Linked DNA regions of Homo sapiens: region 2 is linked to region 1. The links are chromatin loops, found by intact Hi-C in ENCODE. Cell type or tissue: CD4-positive, alpha-beta T cell. All regions are shown on one strand. Links, peaks and the distances in the headings refer to the core of each region. The heading gives the core; the rest is flanking DNA. Region 1 holds the start of LOC101927613 (a long non-coding RNA gene). Region 2 overlaps INPP4B (inositol polyphosphate-4-phosphatase type II B).

The links. Hi-C counts contacts between places; a loop is a spot of excess contacts. Peaks named below come from ENCODE experiments on the same cell type or tissue, not always from the same donor. Only the 100,000 strongest peaks of a DNase experiment are listed, where the experiment ranks them.
Region 2: a loop joins it to region 1, with 3.0 times the contacts of the local background. A loop is called at or near these places in 4 of 110 quality-filtered maps.

What each region holds. Positions count from the first base shown.
Region 1 is chr4:142,560,615-142,574,141 of GRCh38, reverse strand. All of the region lies in intron 2 of INPP4B (inositol polyphosphate-4-phosphatase type II B), which reads left to right. LOC101927613 (a long non-coding RNA gene) reads right to left here and starts at 12,234. Exons shown (of 3, transcript XR_007058285.1): 1 at 7,952-12,234. In CD4-positive, alpha-beta T cell, for the core only: a CTCF peak has its summit at 6,740; DNase peaks (open chromatin) are centred at 5,861, 6,721, 7,161 and 8,181; H3K4me3 peaks cover 4,505 bases; H3K27ac peaks cover 6,090 bases.
Region 2 is chr4:142,278,559-142,286,558 of GRCh38, reverse strand. The region is part of intron 9 of INPP4B (inositol polyphosphate-4-phosphatase type II B); the gene reads left to right. Among named protein-coding and RNA genes, the nearest start is that of INPP4B, 560 kb to the left of the region's middle. In CD4-positive, alpha-beta T cell, for the core only: CTCF peaks have their summits at 3,318 and 3,534 (motif pointing left); a DNase peak (open chromatin) is centred at 3,508; H3K27ac peaks cover 1,137 bases.

The DNA.
Region 1 (13,527 bases), core at 2,891-10,890:
TGTAATGTCTTGAAAGTCTTATTAAGGCTTTTGGTATTGATGAAAGCAACAGTCCAAGAGTTAAATGGTTTGAGTTAGAATTTTAGCAATGGTACTTTTTACCCTTTGACTTCTGTCATGGATAACATCATATTTCCCCATCAGTTTATTTCAGGCAATCAAGTAAAAGAATATATATAATAAAGTAATTTGTATATTATAGAATTCTATGCAAATAAATAGGTACATAAGTAGCCAAGAAGTTTTAAGTAGAGAGATATGAGAAAATTGGAGAATGTAAACTGTCAATAGAATGCAAGGTAGATTTGATAAGGAAGAGATTAAAGTCAGGAAAACAGGCAATGGTGGCAGTAATCCAATATTGCGGAATGTGTTCAGTGGTGTTTTTCGTGACTGTGCTTAAGCTAAACTTGGTCAATGTGTGATTTAGCACAGGGAACCTGTAATGATGTGCTAATTTCCCACCACGCAACTGCATCCTTTTACCAAACTAATATGGCCCAATCGAAAGGTAATAGATGGAGGTTTTTAAAAATGGAATTTGAGGGTGGGAAGCTGACAGATACTCTTTTTTAGCACAGTAAGATTTAGAAACAGGCAATAGAGATCACTTATGTCTGAGCCAGGTATATGATTGATTTTTTGAATTTTCTTCTTTGAGCTAGAAAACCATGATATTCTGACTCAAGAACAAAATTCTCCTCTTCCTGCTGTACTATTTTATGTCTCTGATATGGATGCAAGACCTAAATGGTTGTGGGTCCTTGAGTATGGAAGAGAAGGAACGGTTTTTTAAAAGAAAAAAGGAACTGGGTAGCACAAAGTGCTGTGATGTGGCTTGGCTCTGTGTCCCCACCCAAGTCTCATGTCCAGTGTTGGGTAAGTGACCCGGTGGGAAGTGAATGGATCATGGGGGCGGATTTCTCCCTTGCTGTTCTTGTGATAGCGAGATCTGGTTGTTTAAAGGTATGTGGCACTTTCCCCCTTAGCTCTTGCTCTCTCTCTCTCCCCTGCTCCACCATGGTAAGATGTCCTTGCTTCCCCTTCACCCCTCTGCCATGATTATAAGTTTCCTGAGGTCTCCCAGCCATGCTTCCTGTAGCCTGTGGAAATATGAGTCAATTTAACCTCTCTTCTTCATAAATTACCCAGTCTCAGGTAGTTCTATAAAGAACTATTGTAATACATACAAGATAATTGTGGGGAGAGAAGGATATATATTTATGTATTTATACATCTGTATATTTATATATAATATATAAAAGCATATATATGTATATGTATTCACATCTATTGAGTACCTATTTAATGCTTGTTAGCTATTCATTGAATACTTACTGAATCTCAATTATGGTACTCATAAACATGGAAGATAATTATTGTTTTTCTCACATTGTACAATTAAAGAGGGGTACTGAGAGTGTAAGGATCTAATCAAAGAGTTAATAAGACATCATTAACTTATTATCTTTTATCTGGGAGCATTCTCACCCAGATAAAAAATTCCGTTTTCTGAAAAATCTCGGATCACTAAATCCTTATTCATTTCTCTCTATCCATTCCAATCCTACTACAAACTGAGAATTAAAGTCATTTTCTATAAATAATAACATGCAAATTTCTCACTGATTTGTGCTTTTTTCAAAATATAGTGTTGTGGTTGTTAGAAGCAATGTTGTGGTTGTATTTGGTGTCTTTCCAACTTCCCACCAACTCTTCAGTATCCTTAAGAGACCACTACACCAGTGTCAGTGTAACTTCTCACTTCTTACTGGAGAAGCATTCAGGAATGTAGATACCCCACAGCTCTCTCTGCAGGTGCACCTTGTTCTCAGGTTCTTTCTGTGGGTGACACAAATGTGCCAATGCTCAGCACTTCTCAGGAAACTTGAGGTAAAATCATATCCTTGCACTTTAGCTGTTGAGCAGAATTTCATAGTTTTACATGCCAGTGATACAGAGCTTTATAGACCTAATTGAATTCAACAGCAGAGCAGTGTGACAAGCAATCTTCAAAGACACAAACGGCTTTGGAAAGAGAAGATAAAAGTAATGAGACCTACTACTGACAATCCAAGAAATGAATCTTTAGCATTGGCTGTCTATGGAGCAGCAATATGCAACTGAAGAATGGAAAAAAATGGCGAAATATTCACAAACTTATTTTAGTAACCCTGGTACAAACCAAAAAAGCAATTTATTCATTTATTCGCTGATTTATTTAATTTGCAAATATTTACTGAGTGCTTTCTATATACCAGGCACTGCTAAATACTGAATAACAATATAGCCTTCAAAAATACCAATTGGCTAAAATATGGGTCTCAAAAAAAAATAAATAACTTGTGCTCTGTTTACTTTTGGAATAATCTTATTCAAATTGACTCTTTGCCATTCTTTGCCAAAACCCTCAAAATATCATTTTATTTAATTCTATAATTGTTAGCAAAACTTACTTTTTCATTTTTTGGGACAATGTTTCCAGTCTATAGATAGATGTGAAATAAAATTATTTTTTGCTTTTTTATTGCAAGGAGATAATTATGCTGCTTATGCAAGAATTTATAAAGACTGAGGACATGTAGTAAGAATAAAGTATTGTTATTAAGTGAAACTCAGAACAAAGTTTCTCCGGCATTTATGATTATATATAATCATTACTGGCCTACTTTAAGGATAAATGTTAATCAGTATATGTGAATAATGATTAGCTGACTTCTTTCATATAACCAAATTAAATGGAAGTTAATGGATAGGTTAATTTGCTTGACTACAGTAATCATTTCACTGTATACATGTATATCAAAACATCAAGTTTTACATCTTTACACAAATTTAAAACATTTTTTTAAATTGCTCAGGATAACTAGGTTGCTGGGGTTGTAAGTCAAGGTGTGGGATCCAGATTAAAAATGAGTGGGAGGAAGAGAAGAGAAAAATAAAGGCAGGAGCTGGGTGGATTGGAAGCTTTTCTGGGGGTGCCAAGGCCCTCTTCCTCTTTTCCTCTTCACCTTCTGCCCCACTCCATGCTCTTTTTTTTTTTTTTTTTTTTGAGAAACATGAAAAGACTGAGTGAGGACTCCTGGAATTCTTTGGGATAGTCTCATGAAAGGGTAATTTCATGAGGTAGGGGTAGGGTCATGAAAGGATACTTTTTAATGGGAGCCAGGGAGAAAAACAGCAAGGCAATTATAAGATGCAACCTTAGAATAAGAAAGAAGGTCTGATGGTAGACTTTGGGTTTTTATAGGGTAAAATATTAATATGTCTTAGGGGTGAAAGTGGGGTTGATGAGATGTAGCAAAAAAGAAATTAGGCTTGACATGAAAGGAGAAGGGAAGTAAAATTCATTAACATTAGGGTTGGGTGTGCTACAGGTATGCAATGGGTGGTGAAATCTATGATTCCGAGTTCATCTGAGGTCTGTAAAAGCATTTTGTTATTTGAAAAAAACAGTTAAAATGAGTTAGATTGTTTAAAAATTGCTAACAAATTTTTTTATTCTTCTTTAAATATACTTTAAATGGCTTAATTATAGAGCATCTTCTGGGTGTTAGATTTCTTATCAAGTTCAGAATCAAGTCAGATCGTGCCTTCATGTAGCTTATAGTCAATTGTAGGGTATTATCTCCCCACTCAAATTAACTAAAAATTATTTTTCAACCAAACTTTCCATTTGTATTTTACTCCTTCCCTACCCAATTAAAACACTTTAAGAAATGTTACCCCTATTACTTCCCAATGGAAAAAAAAATACAGTAAAATATTACTTAATTTTTTTATTGTGCTGAAAATTTTCAGTGGCTATAGGAACAAGTGTAATAAGAGCTGTAAGTTAATTTTCAAATGAATGTTCAGGGATTTAAAAAAAGAGGAAGAATATGAGGCTCTTGGGATATGGTTGTTTACCAAGAGAACATATTATTAATGTCATTGAAACTCACTTTATTATTGAGTGTGAAATGAAATACATAAAGAAGCAATGTTAGTTTATTTCTGTTGGTTCATAGACACAGAAAAATGATGTGACTTCTTAAGTATATATTGTTATTCTCAATAGGGAGGCACAAACTAATTTTTCTCTTTAGTTGTGTTTATTCTCTACTTCCTGCATTTTTGGAAGAGGGGTTCTTGTTGATTCTTGCACCTAGCTACTCAACTAAGTCAATAAATTATATTGGAGGAGGAATGGAAGAAAAATAATGTTGATTTTATTTTATTACCTATGTATTTTGTACACACAGAAAATTTATGTATGAGAGGTGGCATTTGTTAAATATATGAATTTTTAATGTATCTAATCACTGTATTCTTTGTCAGTGGTAAGAGGAAAGCATCCTTCATTTTTCATGCGGACCTTTGTTTTATATGAAAGCTTTTCAGGGAAGAAAGCACAAATTCAATGAGCTATCAGAATGCGAATTTGGATGTTAGTGATAACTTTTACATTGCAATGAATCTTCTTAGAATATAATCCTCAATTTTGAGTTATCTATACCTTAGAGAAATTTTTACAACTACATTGCAGAGAAAGGAGCTAATCACCAGCATACACGGTGTCAAGGGTAGAGATCCCGTTAGAGACTGCCTGAGTTTCAGTCCTATCTCTTTTGCCCAGTTTCTCCCTTCTGTAAAGTAGTCATGATAACAGAGTTCACCTCATAGGTTTGTTTGTTATGCAAATTCAGTGATTTAACATTTATGAAACACTTAGAACAGACTTGGCACATGCTTAGCACTACATGGTTGGCTGTTAATAAGCAAAAGCAAGCAAACCACTCCTTTGTGGGGTAGAAACATATTTCAACATAGAGAGGAATATGTTGTTTTTAGCAAAAAAAAAAAAAATCCATGTTTATTTGCAGTGGTAGATATTTTGCATATTCATTTGCTTTTCATTTTTGTGTACTGGTTTCCAATAATGTGATATTTTTATATTATATTTCTTAGATGCTGATATTATCCCCAAAACTTTTGTTTCTACTTTTTTGTAAGGCAGAGAGACAGACTGTGTATGTGTGTACAATTGTGTGCAATGTAGCAAATATTATTTCCCATTATTATTCATACAGGCTAAAAATTTACATAGTATATTTAAGTAATTTGTTAATCTTATCTCTGATTTATCTAAAACATTTTAGGTAAACATCACAATGTTTAGTTTAAATTCTAGTCTCAGCAGTTACATTTGAAAAGGTTAAGTCTTATGACTTGTCAGTATTAATAATCCATTTGCAATTACCATACTAATTTGTTCCATATGCCTATAAAATATTTCTCTGAGCTACTAAATTATCACCTACTGAGAAGTTAAAAATATCTATTTGATACTTTTTCCAACAGAGAAGCAATTCTGCTTCAATCCTGAGTGGCGCTAAATTGTATATTGAAATATATCCTATCAAGTAATATCATCTTTGTAGCTGTTAATTATATCCATGATTATCTAACAGGATTATTAATGTATTTTTTTCTGCTCTCAATATATCAGTGATGGCAAAGAGACCTTATTTTGAGACTTGTCACAGTTCTAATTTGGATATTTTTGGAAAAATACATTAAGTACTCATGTTTCATTAACTTCTTTGGATACTTAGATATGTACATGATATAAAATAAAGTGAATAAGGAAATGGTGATGATAACAATGAAGTCCAATATCTAAATCTTTTCCTTATTTCTTCATTTAATTATTGCTTAAACATTTCTAAATCCTATTTGTATATGAAGAAAAACAAGAAGAGTTCCATGCCAGCAAGCCGATATCTGGGTGATTCAAGCCTTCAGGTAGTTCTGTGGCAGACTTTGGACCTTGGTAAGTTACCAGAAGTGATGAAGTTTCAGGTCTTACAAAGTAAGGCCAGAGTTGGGAAACACCTTGAAAACGAAAGAAACGACTTGAGAAAAAGAACTTCCTTGGTAAGATCAGACTGCTCTTTCTCCCTGTAATTTATAATTCTGTCCAGCAGCAAGTGGAAAAAAAAAAAAGAATAAAAAAAGAAAGGAAAAGGGGAAAGAATAATCAAAGCCAAACTAGAATCAGAGGGAAAGAATGCAGAGGGGAAAGGTTCAGCCTTGAGCTCACAGTCTCTCCCAGTTTAGCTCTGGAACTGTAATCCTTTAATTGAAGCCTTGCTCTGTTCCAAAGCATTCAGCTCTTATTAACAAATCTCATGAACTATTTGAAAAATATGATTGTTTGAGCCAAGCAATGTCTTAGGTAAATTTGTGTTTTAATTGCAAGCAGCTAGAGTATGCCTTGAGACTACTTGAATTGGAAATGGTTTTCTTTTTTTCTTATTCATTTACAGGAGCGTAAGTAAATAAAGAGCAATAATGAAAAACCTTCCTTACAGTATGTAATGAACTCACATTCTTATTTAAGAATGTGATTACTTTGGCTGTGGTGATTTACAAAGTGCTGTGTTTATGTAGGAGATATGCTTTTTAAAGTGTACCTTTTCCCATATGTATATATCTATTTCACTGTTATTACAGGTATCAGAAATAAGAAAAAATATTTATTGAGATAAACTTACTTATTTCAGCATATATTTATTCAACATTTTCATGTATTACCTAAAATGAAGGATACTTCTCTTGTTCATTCTACCTTTTCTACAGAGGGGCTGAGCCTCCCTGCTTCTTTTAACTTCATCATCTTCCTTTATCGGAAGGCTGAAGGGGGAGATAATGAGCTAAAGAACAACTTTCACCACCCACTGGGAGGGAACTACTGGAAGAGTGACTAGTTGTAGTTAGTGATCAGCGACATCTGCCCTGCCCCTCCTTTCCTGTCAGGGCAGCTGTGCTCTCGGACCCAGTGTGTGAAGTGATGGGTCTTCTGCCCACCCTCTGACCTGACCTCAGTTGTGTTGCTGTGTATGGATTCGAATTTATTCAAAGGACGATGTACTTCTACAGTATAGTTATTCAGAATGCAACACTTTTGCCAATTTATATAGGAAATGAAGACCGAAAACTCTAGCTCCTGACTGCTCTTAAAATAGGCTGAGACCTAGTGAAAATTAAATTAATTATACCAATGTCTTTCCCATCTAACCTACATATAAATATTTGAATGTGCAGGATCAGATACCTGATGTGTAAAAGGATAGCGTTTGAGGGGATGGTCTCTGAGATGGACCAGGCTCTGACAGTCAATCACGTGACTATCAAAAACCTTACAAGGCTCTGAACGTAGTCCTTACTTCTATATAAAGCCCAATGGAACTCACAGATGAAAAGAGAGCTTCACTTATTCTTTTGCTTTTTTAAAAAATGAGCTGGTTATAACTTTGCACATAAGTCTAATTGTGCACTTAGAAACTGATAGTAATAGAGGTTTACAGTTCTTTTCAACCTCCTGGAGAGTCCCAATACACACAGAACATTATATGGGCCAAAGAAACTTCTGAACCTAGAAGTGGGGTTTAAATACTGATTGTGCCTTTTACTGGCTTTGTAACACTGGACAAGTTACATATTCTCTGTAAACCAAGTGTCACATCAAAGGCAATCATTCCTATGTGTTATCCCTCTTTCCCAGATAGCAATCTCACCTTTTCTGCTGCCTACTAGACATTCTCTTTAGGATATCTCAATAATACCTTCAAATATCTGCCTGAAACAGAACTCCCTTCTTTGAAAGTACAGGATCACATTCCTTCTGCTTCCATTGACTCACCTTCTGCATAGACACCCAGGTGCCCTGTTTAGTAAATAAGACTCTTTTTTCCCCTCCTTTTACATCTCCTTCACATTCAATGCAAAAATCATTGCCATTATTCTTCATATTATTTCTGTGTTAACTTTCCTTTTCTCCATTTCTATGGCCATTACTCTGGTTGAGATTATTATGACTATGTGCCTGAAATAATGTAATAGATCACTTACAGGCATCAATGCCTTCCATAGCTTTCATTTCCACCCCCTTCATTTTGTATCCTACCTTCTGCTTCCAGTTTAATCTCCTCGAGGCACAGTTTTCATCCTGTCATTTTTCTTCTGTAAAGTCTTTAAATGGATCTCTTTGTGAACTGAATGAAGGCCAAACTGAAAGTGCCTCTAACACATATGAGTGTACGTACGTTGTAAAGTCTTTAAATGGATCTCTTTGTGAACTGAATGAATGCCAAACTGAAAGTGCCTCTAACACATATGAGTGTACGTACGTTGGTGTGTCTCTTATACTAGGTCGATGAGGCTCTGACAGTCAATGCACTTCCTCTGATGTTTTCTCATATTTAAATTCAGTTTTGCATTTTTGGCAAGGATACCAGAAAGTGAGGTTGTGACCTTATCAACATGTCTTATCCGAAGACTCTTGATGTCAATTTATTCCATTACTGAAAATGTTAACTTTGATCACTTGGGGAGGGTGGTGTTTGCCAGATTTCTTCACTACAAAGGCACTATATTTCTTTGTACTCTATAAGTATCTCATGGGAAAATAATTTGAGAGAATTTAAATATCCTGTAATTTATCACACCTTTGCCACTAATTTTAGTATCCGTTAATGATTCTTGCCTGAAACAACTATTACTGTGGTGTTTGCCAAATGGTAATTTTCTGGTTCAATAATTCCTTAACTTAGAAACAAGTTGTAGTTTTATAGTAAGGAAAAGTTTTCTTTTCTCCTTTACTTATTCATTCATTCATTTGTTCACTCACTTATTTGTGTTAGTACAGACACATGAACCCTTACGTTATTCCACAGGTTATAATCCCTTATGATCAAGATTTATTTTGTTATTCAGTGTTTCTGTATTTGACCTTTAGGATCACCAATCAAGTTGGCTACTTTGTCTTTTTGAAATGTGCCTATTCTTTCTTTCTTTCTTTTTAACTCTTTGGTATTTTCTAGCACAAAATATTTCAGGCTCATCTTATTTTTTCTCCTTCAGCCCTGGATTCAGCTGTTTCTCCAAGGAGCCATAGTTTTCTTATATTGGAGAGTGGTATTTAGAAACCAAAGTCTGGGAATCAGCTGGGCTCATTGGTGCAAGGGCATCCAGAATACCTGGCCAGTACTCATGAAAATCGTCAAGGTCATAAAACACAAAGAAAGACTGAGGAACTGTTTCATATTAAAGAACGCTAAGGAAACATGACAACTAAATGCGAAGTGTGTGTTTGGATTGGATCCTGATCCAAAAAAGAGCATTGGTGGAACAATTGGAGAAATTTGAATATGTTCTATAGACTAAGTAATATTCCATATTATATTATAACCTTATATATTTTGTCCATACCAGAGACTGATTTAAGAAAAATCAGTCTTAAATACTGACCTGAAAATAATATGAGAGTGCCTGAGTTACTCCATTTTTTTAAACCACTACTGGACTCCTCCCATTCCCTACAGTAATATTTTTCAAAGTGTGGTCCATGAACAACCTGCATCAGATACTCCAACATTCCATATTAAAAATGTAAAATTTAAAAATTTAAAGCCCAAAGTCTGGGCTCCATCAAAAACTTGCTGAATCTTAATTTATGGGTAAGAGAGTCCTCAAAAGTTCTATTCAGATCATTTTCATGTACCCTACTGTTTGAGGACTACTGGCCTAAGCCTTTATCAATATACTTCAATCCAAGATATTTATGGGAGCCTCCAGTCTTCCATGGTCTGGTTCTTATTAACTGCTGAGTTTCTTTTTTTTCTTTCTTTCTTTCTTTCTTTCTTTTTTTTTTTTTTTGCCATTCCTTAAGACACTACATTTTTCTACTATAAATTCCTGTACCTCTCTGCTTATGCCTTGCTATTTTACTTCTTTATACCTTTATCATTTCCTCTGCCTGACATAACTGTCCCACCTTACTTCACTTGATCCACTCATCAATCTATTTTAAGCCCTCACTGAGGTGTTCTCTGCTCCAAGCCTTCCTGGCTTCCCCAGGTAAACTGCAAGCCTCACATTACACACCAGGGAGTTCTGTTTCCCCAAAGGACTATGAATAAGCTTTGTTAGCGTGCTTGCACATAGTTCCTATTCAGTAAAGTTTTAGCAAAATGGGTTAATAACTAACTGACTTGCGGGAAGTTTCTATATGGATTCTATCTACTATCTTTTGTTGTGTGAGAAATCATTACTAAACTTAGGGTCTTGAAATAACAACTGCTTGTTTGGCTCATAAATCCGTGGGTTGGAAATTTGGTTTGGATCAGCTGGGTAGTTCTTCTGTTGATACAATTGGACTAACCCATGTGTAGGTGGGCAGCTGCTGGTCAGTGAAAAGGCTCTGCTTCGGGGGATTAGCTGACTGTTGGGTAGAGCCATAGCCATAGCTGTGCCATGACTCATCCACTGGAAGGCTAGACTGGACTTGGGCTTGTGCAAATGGAGGTGGCGGGTTCTCAGAAAGAGAGAGAGGGAGAAGTGAGAAAGAAACTGCAAGTTATTTTCACGCTTATGCTCAGAGCTAGACAATATCATTTCTGCCACTTTCTTTAGCCAAAGCAAGTCCCAACACCACCCCAAATTCAAGAATGGGCAAATAGACTCAAGTTCTTGATTGGAGATACTCAAATGTATTATGGCCATTTTTGCAATCAACTCCATGGCTCTAATATATATGAATTGATGATTGTAATTTACAGTGTAACTATAAACTGGATTCTAATTTTCTATTTCTATCACTGCTATTGCCTTATAGATAGGCCTCATTTCATTTTAATCTTCAAACCATTCTGTTACAAAATGTTGCTGCTGCTTTTCCAGCCCTGTCACCTTATTCCTTTTCAATTTGCCTATTCTGGAGAACCCTTTGCATCTGTTTTGGGAAACACAGGTAAGGATGTACCATTCCATTAAATACTTGGATTTAGTTACATCTTAAAATGAAGCCAACACTCTCAAACACAGCAAACTGTGGACTCTAAGTACGACAGTGGACATGTTGCCAATAAGAAAACACATCATTTTTGTAACCTTGATTTTTTCCTTTCATTGTCAGTTTTTCTGCCTTAAAAAAATTGACAAAATCCTGCTTTCATTCTGTCATATCAGTTGACCTATTTTCTTTGTAAAAGCAGTGTTCATCTTTCTGCCTAGCAGAGGTACTCTTCACTGCTAAACACAGCTGTCTTTAAAGGCACAGCCATCTTAGGGGCATGTCCCTTGGCCTCTTTACTGGTAGGGTGAGAGGTGTTTTGACTTAAGTTTGTGTGTTGAACCCTAGCATTTATTATTGACGTCTGTACCTTTGTATCCCAATTTCCACAGTCATTCTGGGAAATTCAACTACAATGGCATTTAGTCTGATTTTCTTATCCACCTTAGAAAAAAAAATAGCAATATCTAACATTTTGCAAGTAACATGAGAAGAGAGAATGGCGTGGAAATTATTAAGAAGACCTTTTGGTTTTCTACCCTAGGGACTTTATTTTCTCTTTATTTCTCTTTATTTTATTATCTCTCTATTTTTTTTTCTTATAGATTCTAAATAATACTCTTATAAATCTTTTGTTTTCTTTAACACAAAATGGGTTTTGTGCAACCTGTTGGGAACTGGACAATTTTGTTTTCAAAAAGCAATAGGATGTCTTTCTTATTTTTCAAGGACACCTTGTCCACAAGTACTTTCCTGCTCTTGGTCTCCTTGAAGCTTGGCATCCAATCCTGGTATTCATTGAGGGGAAAAAGTCCTAGAATTTGCTTTGTGACCTGGGCTATATGGGATGTAAGCATATGTTACAAAACTTAATGCATAAATCTGCTACTTTTGATACAGTCTGGCTCATGGAGAGATGGGATTTAGCTTCTCGTAATGAGAATTTGATGTGACTGGAAATTGAACAGAAGCATCTTTTTATTGAAGGTACTGAGGCTTATAACAATCATTCAGTGGCAGAAGTTATTGTTTTTCACATTACTTTTCAACTAGAAAACCTTTCAAAGCTTCATGAGAAAATACCTATCTTTGTTCAAGCAAGAAAACACTTGGTAACTTTTCCTTTACATCCACTTAAAGCAAAATGATGTAGTGAGAACCTCCTACTCTACTTTAAAGATATACCTCAGCTTTCCTCTATGTTAAAACCTTCTTTCCTCTTCCTAGGTCAGAACTGCCCTTTTATAAAATTTCGCTTTTCCTCTTTTTCCCCCTGTGAGAAGTGAGGATCTTAATCAAAAGAAAAAAGGAAAAAAGAAAAAGAAAAAGAGAACAAAAAAAAATTCTAGATATAATACTGCCAAAGGTTTGAAATGAACATAGAAACTCTTTGCAAAAAAAAATTATTTTTCAGGCTTTAGACAGAACCTTTTTTACAGTGCGCACATAAACATTTCAGTCTTACAGATCTTAAAAGAAGATGAGCACCAAAAAAAATATTGAATTCGATATTGAATTGACATTGCAAGAAAGACATTCTATTTCTTTCTCCATTCACAAATCAACTTTAGAAACTTTAACAAGTCAGCCAGGCGTGGTGGCTCACGCCTGTAATCCCAGCACTTTGGGAGGCCGAGGCGGGAGGATCATGAGTTCAGGAGTTCGAGACCAGCCTGGCCAATATGGTGAAACCCCGTCTCTACTAAAAATACAAAAATATTAGCCAGGTGTGGTGGCTCACATTTGTAGTCCCAGCTACTCCAGAGGCTGAGGCAGAAGAATCGATTGAACCTGGGAGGCAGAGGTTGCAGTGAGCTGAGATCGCGCCACTACACTCCAACCTGGGCAACAGAGCAAGACTCCGTCTCAAAAAACAAACAAACAAACAAACAAAAAAACAAAGAAACTTTAACAAGTCATGTAACCTTTCTCCTTCAATGTTTCCATTTATAAAATGCATATCTAGACAAGTGAAATAATTTTGTGAATTAATTTCTTCCTCAAAAGTATTTTTTTAATCTCAAGTATCTTTTAAAACAGTATTATATTTTATTCTTCCATAACAGAGGCTACATCCAGAAAAATCAGTGAGTAGAGAATTTTATAATTATTAATTTGGTCTTCTACCACATTGAATAAAAAAATTAAATTATGATCTTTTGCAGAAGTGTAAATTATACTATTAGTGAGTTTAGCTCTAACATATATTTTCTGTTATATTTAAGTGCTGTCTTATTAAATACTTTTTTGGGGAATTCATGATATGGATTTGGCAGTAATTCCCTGTGGAAAAAACAAATGATAATAAAAAGGTCTTTTAATTTTCACCAAAATGACAGTCAAGATTTTATCAACCTATGTGAGACTGGTTTTTTAAAAATTAGTAGTTGTGATGGTTAATATTGAGTGTCAACTTGACTGCATTGAAGGATGCAAAGTATTGTTCCTGGGTGTGTCTGTGGGAGTGTTGCCAAAAGAGATACATTTGAGTCGGTGGACTGGGAGGGGCAGACACACGTTCAATCTGGGTAGGCACCGTCTAATCAGCTGTCAGTGCAGCTAGGATAAAGCAGGCAGAAGATGTTGGAAAGAGCAGACTTGCTGAGTCTTCTGAGCTTCATCTTTCTCCTGTGCTGGATGTTTCCTGCCCTCGAACATCAGAATCCATGTTTTTCAGCTTTTGGGCTCTT
Region 2 (8,000 bases), core at 1-8,000, 280 kb after region 1:
AAAAGCTATATCCAGGGTTATTTAAAACAAGTAAACCTTTTATTTAAAATACAAATTTCGTATCAATTCTCAAAGATTTACAAAAATATATACAGCAATCTCTCTGGAATTGGAAATTTTAATTCTATAACTTTTAGTTTTTACTGTCTTTCTACTTCCTATTAGAACCTCTATCTGCCAAATACCAAAATATATTCTTTTTCTTACATGGATTCTTTTATTTAGAGATGACAAAGGCCATTTAACTACTAATAGATAAATTTTCTTATAATCGGAAATCTCTAAATAATGTTCTAAAAGTGAGCTATTCATAGAAGAAAGTAGATGGCTTTCCCGTGTACTTTATGTTGAATAAATGGATGCAGGACATTTGATTTATTCCCACTGATCTCTAGAATCTATTTAACATGAATTAAAGCGGAATACTGTTTCCACGTAGCTGAGTATTTTGAACTTTGCTTTAATTACTTTTCCTCCTTTTAACAAAAAAAGTCCTGTAGGAATCTTTATTGTTCTATATAGACTGCTTAAATCGTGATTCAGTCCCATTTTGACCTCTAAAATAATTACCAGATGATTTAGTAATGCAGAGTTAAGACTACAGAGCAGAACAAGTTAAAATCAGGAAATGGAAACTTTCAGATCTTTATATTATTTTAAAATTAATGTTGCCCTGTCTGCCCTTGCATATTTTGCCTAGCTAAACTGAGTTTCTTTATTGTCGTCATAAGTGTTACTCATTCTCAGGTGATTTTTCACCATGCAGAATCCCTGTATTCCTGGGTCATCTTTCATCTGCATGGCGGATCATCCTTCTACCTCTCTGTCCACATCCTACTCTGGCTCTAGCAGCCTCTGCTCTCCAACTTTACTCTGATACGTGAGGTCCATCCTCAGCCCAGTGACCTCTCCTCAATCATTCCCCTTTATTTACCTAGAAACTGGCTTTCTTCCCTGCAACCCTGCCAAGTGGCTGCCCTTCATACCTGGTATAGGATAGGCATCCTCTGAAAACACTTCTGGATTGAGCCTCATGGCCTCAGACATGGTATACCTGAGGCCATGAGCCTCAATCCTTAGGTCACCTAGAGATGTCACCTCCCTTCATGGTATATCTGAGGTCATGAGCCTCAATCCATGGCCTCAGATATACCATGTCTGAGGCCATGAACCTCAATTCTTACATCATCTAGAGATGTCACCTCCCCTTATTTCATGAAAATTTTTACTTGGGGTGCACTCTGTCTCAGTTCAGCATTACTCCTCCCAGACTTCTTGTGATTCAGTAGCCACAGGGGTGCCCTTTTCTTAGCTCAATGGCCTCTCAGGCTTTTCTCTGCCCTATTTGAGTACCCATTCTCATTGTCATCTCCGAGATCTCATCATTAATCCCAATGCTCCAGAGTCTCAATTTTAAGCATCCTATTTTCTGAGTTCTATCACCTCTCTTTCCAGTACACTCCCTCCAGTTGCTCTTTGACTGTCCCGAGTCATTGATGTGAAGTCCTGCTCTGTCCTACACAGCCCCTCCCCCACATCCACTTTTCTTATCCATCACTGAGAAATCACAAAACGATTCCCTCGCATATACCCTCAACTCCTGTGCCCCGCTATCCTGTTGCTATATTCCACAAGCAAAATATAAATTGATTAACTGATTAATTCACTGATTTAAAAATTACAACAAAAACTGTGGCTAAGCCCAGAGTTTCGCATACCTATTTCACACTTGTATTGCTGTAGCTGAACAGGCTGGGGAAACTTGACTTCCGTGCTTACAGGTTTTATTTGGTACACGACCCCTAGTTATACCTAGCAAGGGTATAGGTACCCTTGCTAATACTGTACCCACTATGCTCCCCTGATTCATTCACTCTCCCACTTTCTGGGACCACTATTTTACACCTCCACATTCCTAAAAGCTCTAAAATATCTCTCCTCTTCCTCTTTCTCTGCTGATTTATAGTTTCTGTTTCACTGAGAAGAAGAATCTGACAAGTTCCCACTCCACATTTACCAACCTATCAGCTGATTTATCTGATTTTCATTTCCCTGAGAAGGAAAATTTGACAATTTCCCATGCCATGTTTACTAGTCTACCTGCACCTTCTCTACCTTTCTTCCTGTTATTATACAAAAACTCCCTTTTCGTTTCTAAAGTCAACTCGTCTTCTGTCTAGTGTTTTAGATTCTATCTCTTCTCACTTATTTGAGAACATTATTCCAGCACTTATGTCATTTTTCTTTTGCATCATAAATTATTTTCTCTGCTAGATCATGTGTATCAGCGTTAAAAAATGCCATCAAATCTCCTGTTTATCTTTCTAACTTATGTCCCATTTCTCTGGTCCTCTTTATAGCAGAACCAGAGTAAGAACTATGTCTACTTTGCCTCCCTCCTCTGATTGTCTTTTGAATCTATTCTCATCAGGTTTTCATTCCTATTACTTTAGCAGCTAAACAGCATTTGTCATGATCAGTAATGGCTCCATATTGCTAAATCCAAAGGATAATTGTCAGTGTTCCTCTTCCTTGGGATATCTGCCCAGTGGATCAATTGCTCACTCCTCAAAACCTATTCTTCCCTTGTTATCTGGGACACCAGACTTCATTTTCCTGTGGTCATTTCTTCTCTGTTTCTTTTGCTGGTTGCTCCTCATCACTATCACCTATAAATGTTAAAGGGTCCTATACCTCAGTTTAGGATGAAAAGTCTCCTCTTCACTCTTCATTCACTTTCTTCCATCTAGTCTTAAAGCTTTTAATGTCATCTGTATTCTGATGATTCCTATATGCGATGCATCACATAATGATGTTTTGGTCAATGACAGACTGCATATACAACCAATGGTGGTTCCATAAGATTATAACACCATATTTTTGCTCTGCCTTTTCCATGTTTAGGTACACAAGTACTAACCATTGTGTTATAATTGCCCATAGTATTCAGTACAGTAACGTGCTGTACAGCTTTTTAGCCTAGGAGCAAAAGGCTATCCCATATAGCCTAGGTGAGTAGCAGACTATATCATCTAGGTTTATGTAAGTACACTCTATGACATTCACACAAGGACAAAATTGCCTAATGGCATATTTCTTAGAATATATTCTGTCATCTAGCAACGCATGACTGTTCTTATAGCTCTAGCCTTGGCCAATTCCTTGAACTCCTGACTCTAATATCCAACGACCTAATGATAATTGAACACTAAATAAGTGTCTCAAATTTAAAATCTGCTAAACTGAGCTCCTCATTCCTGCCTGCTGCCCACCATGTCCCCAAATTCTGTTTGTCCTCACCATCTCCCCATGTAGGAAATTGCAATGCTACCCTTCCTATTGTTGAGGGAAAAATCCATGTAGTCTCTGATTCCTCTTTCTCATATTCTCTATAGCCAGTCAGTCACAGTATCTTATTAGCTCTACCTTAAAAATAAAACTAAAATCGGATACATCTCCTCTTCCTCCTAATTTCTCCAAACTCATCTTCATGATCCTCTCTGCCCCCTACAGTTTATTTTCCATATTGCAGCCCAAGTTGTGTCTAAAACTTGTCAGTTCAAAATCTTCTGTTGATTATTTGACCTCACTCAAAGTAAAAGGCAAAGGTCTTACAGTGTTTTCTATAGAGCTCTACATCATCTCACTCCCCATTGCTGTGGTAATCAGAATGCTAAGATGTTCCCCAAGATTCTCAGCCCCTGGTGCAGCTGCTCTACATAACACCCGCCCCTTGATTACAGGTTGCACCGTGAATATATGCTGCCTGTAATTATACACAGGTGGCTGGGATAACCATGCATAATAGTGTCTTAGCAGACTGGAGATGGAAATTCTGACCTTGAGGAGGCAAACCACCATGTGAACTGCCAATGTGGAGGGCCTTATGGCAAGAATGGCCTTGAGACTGAGTGTTATCCTGATAACCAACAAGAAAATGCGAACCTCAGTCTTAAAGCCACAAGAAAATAAGTTCTACCAACAAGCTGAATTAGTTATAACGTGGATTTTTCTAAGACTGCATTCCAGCCTATATCTTGATTTCAACCTTGTTAGGCCCTGAGCAGAGGACTCTGACTGGACTTTTGATTTATAGAAACTGTGAGATAATAAGTCCAGTCAGAGTTTAGGTCAGTGGGTTTATGGAAATTTGTTATGTAGCAATGGAGAACTAATACATACCCATCTGATTTGGTCTTCTAGTCCTTTCTTCCCCACCTATCTAGCTTTAGCCACATTGGCATCTTTGCTGTTTCTCAAATAGGGTAACCAGGATTCACTTCAAGGCTTTGGGATCATCTGCTTCTTTCTGCAAAAATCTTGCCCCAAGAAGGATGTATGACTCATTTCTTTACACTTTAGGTGTGTGTTCAAATGTCATCTTATTAAAAAGCCTTTCCCAACCACTGAAAACAAAGTAGCAGCCCCAACACAGCACTCATCCACCTTTTACCCTGCTTAATTTTTCTCCATGGCACTTGTCATATTTTGACATATCACATTTGTTTATCACTAGAATATAAGTTCCATGCGGGCAGAGAATTTTGTTCTGTTACATTATTGTGCATGGATTAGCGTTTAATAGTACTAGTAAGTGCTTAATAAATATTTGTAAATTAGTATTTTCTGTAATTTTGACCTTAATTTTACATCTTTATGGTGTTTTATGTATTTTAAAATGATTTTATTATGTGTTGTCAGAGTAAATGAGAATTTAAAAAATTTAAAAATCACAGGATTTTATAACTGAGTGACAAACATTTAAAACAAATCCTAATGCAATTAAGCATAAAAATACAGGGATTAAGAATTGCTCAGTTTCAGAGTACATGCCTCATTGTGTAATTTAAAGCTCAGTGAATTTCTGGGTGCACAGGTTTGAAATACATTACACTCTAAAATTATGTTCAACACTGTATAACGTTGACCTTTTAATACTAGCTGTTATTTTAGAGATTTCTTTGCATTCTTTCCTACCATTAAAAAGACATAAAACCCAAAAGCATACAAATTCTCTATATATAATTCCAAATTTGAATATTAAATATTGTCACATCACTAGCATTTAATACTGATTGTTTAATAATTTAATACTCCAGTTCTCCATACCTGTTATCTATGGAAAGTTTTCAGAGTGTCTAAAAGCATTTTGATTGGTTTTGTAATGTTTACAAACCATTCATGTAAAAAGTTTTTGTTGAAGAAGCAAAAAAAAAAAAATGCTTAGCTATCTATCCAGACTGTTTTCACCTGGCCTTATAAGTGTATCTATTTTTTGCTTCTGAAAATTTCCACAGGAAGTCAGGTATTCCCAGTCATCTATCTATAACCTCCTATAACATATTTCTTTCTTGCCACAATCATCTTCCTCTCCCAATAGTCTGTGTTTAAAAGGTGTAGCACTCTTTTCCTCTTTCTCTTACTCAAAACTAAAAATACAAAAAAAAAAAATGAAATAAATGAACTTAACAAAAAGTCTCAGGAACAGTTTCTTTTCTGTAGGTCTAAATGTGATAATTTTAGATGATAGGTGGCCAGCTGATTTATGCATCACTGGCTTGGTAAATATATTGCACCTCCTGAATGAGAATCTAGTCTGTTATGAAATGCTTCCTACTATTCAGGTGAAATTTCTTCCTTTCCTATATGAAATTTCTAATGTCTTTAGATATTTTGAATTTATAGTGCATGGGATAAAATCCATACTTTAATCCAACATTCCAAGTAAATGTCAGAAATTTGCTTGACATGGAAGAGGATAACATTTTAATAATGTGGTTTCTGTATGCCCAGACTAAATGGCTGTGCGATTTTTTTGTTTGTTTGTTTGGTATTGATTTATTATCGGAGAAAATGGATGTGTCCTTTCTCATTTATCCCATTTTATACATTAACATAGAGTAAAATTGACTTTTTATTGTTGTACAGTTCTATGAATTTTAACACATGTATGAACAGAGTCCGTATCCACAGTCCAGATACAGAACTTTTCCATTACCACAAAGAAACCCCTTCACACCCACACCAACCCCTGGCCACCACTGATCTGTTGTCCATCAAAATAGCTATTCCTTTTTGAGAATGAAATTGAATAAATTGAATTGTATAGTATATAATCTTTTGGGATAACTTCATTCATTCAGTCCAATGTCTTTACAATTCATCCAAGTTGGTGGTGTATCAACAGTTTCTTTTTATTGCCAAATTAATATTGCATGTTGTGGATACAACAAAGTTTGTTTAACCATTTACATTAAAGGATATTTCTATTGTTTCCAGTTTTTTGGCTATTATGAATGAAGCTGCTGAATTTCTCATGTATAGGTTTTTATGTGACCCTAAGTTTTCATTTCTCTAGGGTAAATATTTAGAATTGGGATTGCTGGTTTATGTAAGTGTGTGTTTAACTTTATAAAAAGCAGCTGAGCTGTTTTTCCTTACAGAGATGTATGAGAGTTTCAGTCAGTCTTCATCCTTGCCAGCCATTGTAAGGGTGTTAAAGTGGCGTCTCATAGTAGTTTTAATTTTAATTAAAACTTAATGGCCAATAATGTTCAACATCTTTGGATGTGCTATTTGCCATCCATATATCCTTTTTTGAAACATATCTGTTCAAGTGTTTGGATCATTGATTAATTGGGTTGGTTGTTTTCTTACAACTTTAGAATTTTAAGAGCTCTTTATATACTTTGGATACAAGTTCTTTGTTAGATATGTGATTTGCAAATGTTTTCTCCAAGTCAGTAGCTTGTCTTTTTATTATTGTAACCATGTCTTTGACAGAGCAAATTTGCAGTTTTGACAAGCTTTATTTTATTGAGGTTTTTCTTTTATAGATCATGACTTTGGTGTCACACTAAAGAACTCTAAGAACCTAAGTCCAGTTCACAGAAATTTTTTCCTGGGTCACTTTTAAAGTGTTACATTTTTATGTTTTACATTTAGGTATATGAACTACTTTAAGTTAACTGCTTTTGTTTAATTTGTAAAGTTTAAGCAGAGTTTATTTTTTTTCCAAATGGATGTTTAATTGTTCCAATACCATCTGTTGAAAAGACTACTTTTAGTTCATTCCATTGCCTGTAACTTTGTCAAAAATCAATTGGTTATATTTTCTATTTGTCAGTTTGTCTGTCCTATTTCAAAACCAGAGTTTAATTACTCTAGATTTACAATGTATCTTAAAATCAGTTAGTTCAATTCCTTCATTTTATTTTTTCCAATACTGTTTTGTCTTTCCTTGTTACTTGTCAAATCAGCTTGTTGATATCTGCAAGAAATCTTACTGGAATTTTGATTGGTATTACATTAAATCTGTAGATGACTTTGAGGAGAATTGACAGCTTTTAAAGTTGCATCTTCCAATCCATTATCATAGTATATGTCTATATGTCTATTTATTTAGACCTTCTTTGAATTTTTTATTAGTATTTATAGTTTTCAGCATAAAGATCTTACATATATTTTGTTATAGTCACTCCTAAACATTTTATTTATTTTGGATCTACTGAATTTTTAAAATTTCAATTTCTAATTGTTCATTGCCAGATATTTGTGCATTAACCTTGTGTCCTGTGAAACCTGTGGTTTCAATCTCACTTCTGTTTTCCAAATTTTTATAGTGTTATTCAGACCTGTTCCTCATACTTGTCATCCAGGTGACAGCCAAGACCTTTGTGGTGTTCTGGTTCATAGATTATTTCTCAAAGTCTCTTACATACTTTTCAGTATCAGATCTTTCCATGCACAACTTTGGGTGAGCCCAGAGTTCATGAACAATATTAAGAAGTCACTTTCTGGAGCTTCCCCCTCTCCACAATCTCCTCCATACTTCCTGTTTCCTGTGGCTTCCCTTTTTGATCCTCCAACCAGTAAGCTTGGGTTTATTTACCTACTCTCCTGTACAACTCCACTTTCTTCCTGGGGCCATGAGAATAGAGAAAAATAAAAGGTAAGGGGAATTCGCCACACTATCTTGGGATCATAGCTTCTCCAATCAG